Regions from separate parts of the Homo sapiens genome. Here region 1 is linked to region 2. Evidence: chromatin contacts called from ENCODE Hi-C or POLR2A ChIA-PET data. All regions are on one chromosome and are shown on one strand. Each heading gives the region's core, a stretch centred on a gene start or an enhancer-like site at or near the end of the contact. The rest is flanking DNA. Distances are from core to core; before and after follow the strand shown.

Evidence for each region. A loop is a pair of places that touch in the nucleus more often than their neighbours do. ChIA-PET counts read pairs that join two places held with the same protein, here RNA polymerase II (POLR2A). Pooled maps may share reads with other maps.
Region 1: a loop to region 2 is called in a pooled map, with 2.8 times the contacts of the local background. The contact joins the enhancer-like site here to the promoter of FIS1 in region 2. A Hi-C loop is called at or near these places in 3 of 50 pooled maps. POLR2A ChIA-PET finds 5 or more read pairs at or near these places in 5 of 52 experiments (GM12878, T-cell, activated CD4-positive, alpha-beta memory T cell and 1 more).

Annotation. Positions count from the first base shown.
Region 1 is chr7:101,389,237-101,392,772 of GRCh38, reverse strand. The region is part of intron 1 of COL26A1 (collagen type XXVI alpha 1 chain); the gene reads right to left. Among named protein-coding and RNA genes, the nearest start is that of COL26A1, 28 kb to the right of the region's middle. RefSeq lists enhancers at 1,448-1,567, 1,531-1,825. Within about 2 kb of position 1,717, at least 4 of the 41 ENCODE cell types and tissues checked have a DNase peak (open chromatin) inside an H3K27ac peak, as active enhancers do; they include GM12878, where a contact is called at or near this core.
Region 2 is chr7:101,243,181-101,246,448 of GRCh38, reverse strand. FIS1 (fission, mitochondrial 1) reads left to right here and starts at 1,368. Exons shown (of 5, transcript NM_016068.3): 1 at 1,368-1,489; 2 at 2,310-2,442. The coding sequence starts at 1,445. RefSeq lists enhancers at 1,345-1,584, 1,675-1,724.

The sequences.
Region 1 (3,536 bases), core at 468-2,967, 150 kb before region 2:
ACTAGGAATTGGATCACAAATGACTGTCACCCTTTCTGGGTTCCCAGCCATCACCAAAAAGCCTGGTTTTTGGCCAGGTGCAATGGCTCATCCCTGTAGTCCCAGCACTTTGGGAGGCTGAGGCGGGTGGATCACTCGAGGTCAGGAGTTTGACACTAGCCTGGCCAATGTGGTGAAACCCCATCTCTACTAAAAATACAAAAATTAGCCAGGTATGGTGGTGGGCACCAGTAATCCTAGCTACTCAGGAGGCTGAGGCAGGAGAATTGCTTGAACCCGGGAGGCGGAGGTTGCAGTGAGCTGAGATGGCACCACTACAGTCCAGCCTAGATGACAGAGTGAGACTCCATCTTAAAAAAAAAAAAAAAAAAAAAAGCCTGGTTGTTGGATACTTGTTCCCTAGCTGGTACGGAAGGCACCTGCTCATAACAACAGATGGAAAAAGGAACCGGTGCCTATAGCTGGGGGGCAGGAGGTAGATGCACACTGCCCCAACAGGCCAGACTCATGGCCCTCATGTACCTTCACTCCTGCTGTTTTCCTGCAACCTGGAGTAACCCTCCTGCCTGTGCACCCGCCACCCTCACGGCCCAGCCCCGTCACACCTCTGCAGTGAAATCTCTAGCAACTTCTCCCTCCTCTGCCAGAATGACCTCTTTCCTTAGCCATTTGCATCCACTGATGTCTCAGGCCCATACACTTCCCTGCCTCGAAGAACACACACTGCCCTGCTGGACTCTGAGAATGCACTTCCAGGCCAGGTGCTGTGGCTCATGCCTGTAATCCCAGCACTTTAGGAAGCTGAGGCGGGAGGATCACTTGAGACCAGGAATTCAAGATCAGCCTGAGCAACATAGCAAGACCACATCTCTACAGAAAAAAAAGAAAAGAAAAGAAAAGAAAAGAAAAGAAAAGAAAGGCTTGGCATGGTGGCTCATGCCTATAACCCCAGCACTTTGGAAGACCGAGGTGGGCAGATCATTTGAGGTCAGGAGTTTGAGACCAGCCTGACTGACATGGTGATACCCCGTCTCTACTAAAAATAGAAAAATTAGCCGGGCGTGGTGGCACACGCCTGTAGTCCCAGCTACTCGGGAGGCAGGAGAATCTCTTTGAACCTGGGAGGTGGAGGTTGCAGTGAGCTGAGATCGTGCCACTGCACTCCAGCCTGGGCAGAAGAGTGAGACTCCGTCTCAAAAATAAATAATAATAAAAATAGGGTCCAAATGCAGAGATCAATGTCTCCTTCCAGAGAACCATAGAGAAGACCTAGAAGGACTAAATGAGAAACATGAAGACTCTAGTTTGCTTCTGAAATTTCCTGGCTCCAGCTGTCATCCAATAGGACCTTCTCTAGGTCCTAGGATACGGGCCCAGGAGTATATCACAGCCCTTGCCCAAGATGAATTCACAGATCAGATACAATCAGGCCCCAGGAACACTTTTTAAAAAAAATAAAAAAAATAGAATCCCGGCCAGGCCCGGATGCTTCCAGCAAAAAGGGGGTGACCCACACCCCCCTATATGCTCCCACGCACAGTCATGTGTGAATAAACTGAGACCAGAGAAACTCCTGCCTTGCCCCCAGAACCGGACACCCCAGAGAGGCAAACAGGCCATGTTTTTCTTTGCCATCTGCTCAGCTTCAAGGGCTGGGGCCCTCCCCATCCCCCTTTCCTTCCGCTGCTCTGTTCCCCTGAGGCTCCTGTTACCACAGCCAGGCAGCGGCTGACCTCAGAACAGAAGGCTTTGGTTAGCAGGTCAGGCCAGAGGCAAAGGGCACAGGCCAAAGAGTAGACCTAGAGAGGGAAAGGATCTCTAAAGCCACAGTGGGAGGAGAGAGGAGCAAAGAATTCTGAGGTCCCCGGGAGGCCCACAGGCAAGGCCCCCTCCCCACACAGCCTGGACCGGTTGCACAGCCCACTGAGCTTCCCAGCCTCGGAATCCCTGAGACCTCACCAGATATTTCCAAGAAATTTTTAGAAATATCTCCCTTCTCCATCCACTTCCATGCCCTAAAGCTGGTGGCTTCTTTAAAAGTGGCTCCAGGCCAGGCATGGTGGCTCACATCTGTAATCTGAATGCTTTGAGAGCCTGAGGCTGGAGGATTACTTGAGGCCAAGAGTTTGAGACCAGCCTGGACAATATAGCAAGATCCCATTTCTCAAAAAATTTAAAAAGTAGCCAGGCATGGTAGTGCATGCCTGTAGTCCCAGCTACTCAGGAGGCAGAGGTGGGTGGATGGCTTGAGCCCAGGAGTTTGAGGCTGCAGTGAGCTATGATTGCACTACTGCCCTCCAGCCTGAACAACAGAGCAAGACCCTGTCTCACCAAAACAAAACTAAAGCCAGGCTCAGTGCCTCACATCTGTAATCCTAGCACATTGAGAGGCCGAGGCGGGCAGATCGCTTGAGGTCAGGAGTTCAAGACCAGCCTGGCCAACACGGTGAAACCCCATTACAGGTGGCACACACCTGTAATTCCAGCTACTCGGGAGGCTGAGGCAGGAGAATCGCTTGAACCCAGAAGGCAGGTTGCAGCGAGCTGAGATTGTGCCACTGCACCCTAGCCTGGATGACAGAATGAGACTTTGTCTCAAAAAAAAAAAAAAAAAAAAAAAAAAACCCTTAACATGAGACCTAAAAGGTCTAAAACTCTTAAAAGCTTCATGACACTAGATTGGCAATGATTTCTTGGCTATGACACCCAAAAAAAGCCCAGCCAACAGGAGAAAAAAAGAGATATCAATAAATTAAGTTACATCAAAAGTAAAAATTTCTGTGCATCGAAAGATCCAATCAACAGAGTGAAAAGGCAACTCACAGAATACAAGAAGAGGTGGGGAAATCTCCTGGGCTCTGGAGTTCAAGACCACCTGGGCAACACGGTGAAACCCCATCTCTACTAAAATACAAAAAATTGCCAGACGCGGTGGCTCACGCCTGTAATCCCAGCACTTTGGGAGGCCGAGATGGGCGGATCACCTGAGGTTGGGAGTTCGAGACCAGCCTGCCCAACATGGAGAAACCTCGTCTCTACTAAAAGTACATAATTAGCTGGGCATGGTGGCGCATGCCTGTAATCAGCTACTCGAGAGGCTGAGGCACGAGAATTTCTTGAACCCGGGTAGCAGAGGTTGCCGTGAGCCAAGATCGCGCCATTGCACTCCAGCCTGGGCAACAAGAGAAAAACTCCATCTCAAAAAATAAAATAAAATACAAAAAAAATAGCTGGACATGGTGGTGCATGCCTGTAGTCCCAGCTGCTCAGGAGGCTGAGGCAGGAGAATCGCTTGAGCCCCAGAGGCAGAGGTTGCAGTGAGCCAAGACTGAGCCGCTGCACTCTAGCATGGGCTTCAGAGTGAGACTCCATCTCAAAAAAAAAAAAAAAAAAAATGTGCAAATCATACATCTGATAAAGGGTTAATATCCAGATACATAAGGAACTCCTACAACTCAACAACAATATAGAAACAACCCAATTCAAAACAGGGCTAACAGCTTAATAATAGAAATTTCTCCAAGGAAGATATACAA
Region 2 (3,268 bases), core at 119-2,618:
TGGGAGACTAAGGCAGGAGGATTACAGGAGCTCAGGAGGTCAAGGCTGCAGTAAGCTCTGATTGTGCCGCTGCATGCACTCCAGCCTGGGCCACAGAATGAGACCCTGTCTCTAAAAAATAATAAAAATTAAAGGGGCTTTGCAAACGCGGAAGGTGTCTGGATGATTATCCCCTGCATGTGCAGTGCCTTGTTTACAATTAATTTGCTTTTTCCGTGTTTATTCAACAAATATTTATTGAGCCCTCACTCTCTGCCAAGCCCTGTGCTAGATGCTGGATAAGCAAGGTAAGTCTCTGCCCTCAAGGAACTTACACTCCAATGTGACTCAAGGGGAAAAGAATTTGAAAGTTGCTACTTACCCAGTCCCCTCACTGCACAGAAACTGAAGCCAGAGGTGTCCACACCTTTCTCCTTCCCATGCTCTGATAGCTCCTCACTGCTAAGCTCCCCATTGCCCGTGACCCCATGTGGCAGGTTTCCCGCCTGGGGTGCACTCCCAAAATGGTTTATGTAAATAATATTGAAAATTGGACCTTCTCTGCCAATAATGGGGCCGTTGCTTTTTGAAAAACTTCCCGTTGATAGTGTCTCCTATGACTACCCCTGTGTGGCTGTGTGGTTTACAGATCCAGTTGCCTCTGCTCTTGCATTGTGAGAGTCAGCAGAGGCCCAAGAAACCCCGATACTAGTTTGCTGCTGTTGGTGGGTTTTTTGAGACAAGGTCTCTGTCGCTCAAGCTGGAGTGCAGTGGCGCGATAACTCACTGCAGCCTCGAACTCCCGGACTCAAGCGATCCTCCTGCCTCAGCCGCCCCAGTAGCTGGGAGTACAGGTGCACGCCACCACGCCGGTTGATTTTTTTAAAAATTTTGTAGAGATAGGGTCTCGCTATGTTGCTCAGGCTGGTCTTGAACTCCTGGCCTCCAGCGATCTTCCCGCCGCGGCCTCCCAAGTTGTTGGGCTTCGGACGTGAGCTACGCGCCGGGCTCCCGGTTCTAGTTAAGATTTTGTTGCAGGCGATGAATAGTCACGTGGCCTCCAAGGTCCTAGATTTCTGAGGGGCGTCAGCTTGGCACCCTAATGTACTGTGATCTCTGGTCAGCTACCCACCCTCTTTTTGCTGTTTTCATCCTGGGGGCTAACCGCCAAGACATGGCCTCCAGTTTCCCTAGGGAAGCCTCCACAGAGGAAGGCACCGGCTGAGGCACCTGGGAAGACCAACCTGGGGAAGGTCTCCCTGCGCGCAGTCTGCGGGCTGGAGGGACCGGCCGAGCCTGCGCACTAGCGCCCCGCCGGCGCTGCTGAACTGAGAGGAAGGGGCGGGGCGTCGCCAGGTCGTGCCAGCATCCGCCGGACGCCGGAAGTGGTTCTCCGCCCCTGCCACTGGGCCATGGAGACTGTGGCACAGTAGACTGTAGTGTGAGGCTCGCGGGGGCAGTGGCCATGGAGGCCGTGCTGAACGAGCTGGTGTCTGTGGAGGACCTGCTGGTGAGGCCTGGCCCGGACAGAGGGAAAGGGAAGGTCGGAGGGCGGGTCCTGAGGAGAGTCAGGTAGGGGCCGAACCCTCCTCCCGGCATCGGCTTGGCCGAGGGAAGCCGAACTACGGCTCCCGGCAGCCTCCACAGCGCCTGGCTCCTGCCCGGAGGGCCTGCTATGCCGCAGAGGCTCCTGGGAGTTGTAGTGTCCTGAGCCCCCCACACCTCAGACTACGGGCCTGGAGCCCGACCGTGGTTAGACTGACGGGATCTGGGATCATGCAGGAGCTGTGAGCTCAGGGCGCTCCTCCAGCGGTGGAGGAATACAGTGACCATCATAAGGTGTCACCTATTACTGCGTCCGGCACGGTGCTAAGGCATCGCATGCCAGATCTCAGTCTTTGTAGCTCTAGGAGGTAGGCACTACTTCTATTCCTGGACAATAAAAGGTCCAGGCCCGGCAGGGTGGGGCAGGATGGGGCCAGCAGCCTCAAATGAGGACCGCGTGGGCTGTTGAGCAGTTCTGACAGCGTGTTTACTGTTCGGCCGCCGGGGTCAGCTGCTCCGGGAGCGGTGCCTGGAGCTGCCACCAGGTGGCATCTCCGCTCGGTACCGCCGCGGGGAGGGGAGACCGGGGGCCTCTGTCCCAAGAGCTGGCCCGCAGGCCCGGAGGAGCCGAAAGCCTGGGTCCCGGGCATGGAGATAGCAGAAGCTGGGGTGCCAGATACCGAGACCTGCGAGGGAAAGGGGCAGAGCCAGGGAGATGGCATGTCCAGATAGAGAATGGTTGACGCCCTACATTTCTAAATGATTCCTTTCCTCCCCTGTGGCAGAAGTTTGAAAAGAAATTTCAGTCTGAGAAGGCAGCAGGCTCGGTGTCCAAGAGCACGCAGTTTGAGTACGCCTGGTGCCTGGTGCGGAGCAAGTACAATGATGACATCCGTAAAGGCATCGTGCTGCTCGAGGGTGAGGCGCTGTACTCTCCCTTTCCCGCTGCCATCTGGGCTGCTCTGCGATGTGGGCCCCGTAGTCCAGGCACCTCTGAGTTGTCTCCGGTAGATTTACTGCACCAAGGGCTATACTTAGCTTGACGTCTCCCAGTGAACTTTTGGCTACTTACCGCCCACCATTGTTTTGCCAGACAGAGTGTAGCATGTCAGTTCCCCCAGGACTGTCTTGATCTGGGAAAGTGACTTGAGGTCACCCAACTAATCAGTTAATGGCTGAATTGGGACTAGAAGCTCCTGTTTTGTGAGACCTAGGCCCATGCCCTTCCCCCCAACACCACCACCGTGTTGCTTAGCAGCTATTGAGAATCTTTTGTGGCATGGAAGAGGTACAGAGGACTGTCCTACAAAATTGTGAGCAGATAGTGCTTTTTGTTTTTTGTTTTTGTTTGAGACGGAGTCTTGCTCTGTCCCCCAGGCTGGAGTACAGTGGCGCTGTCTCAGCTCACTGCAACCACCACCTCCCGGTTCAAGCAATTCTCCTGCATCAACATCCTGAGTAGCTGGGATTACAGGTGCCCACTACCACGCCCAGCTAATTTTTGTATTTTTTGTAGAGATAGGGTTTCACCATGTTGGTCAGGCTGGTCTCTAACTCCTGACCTCAGGTGATCTGCCCACCTCGGCCTCCCACAGTGTTGGGATTACAGGTGTGAGCCACCTCGTCCAGCCAGATAGTGCTTTTTGGATGGGAACCCTATTTCCTATTGGTTTTAGGTGGGTCATCATTTGTCAGAGGCCACAATACTTAACCACTTAGTTTCTCTGTAGCTCCTTGTGTTCAA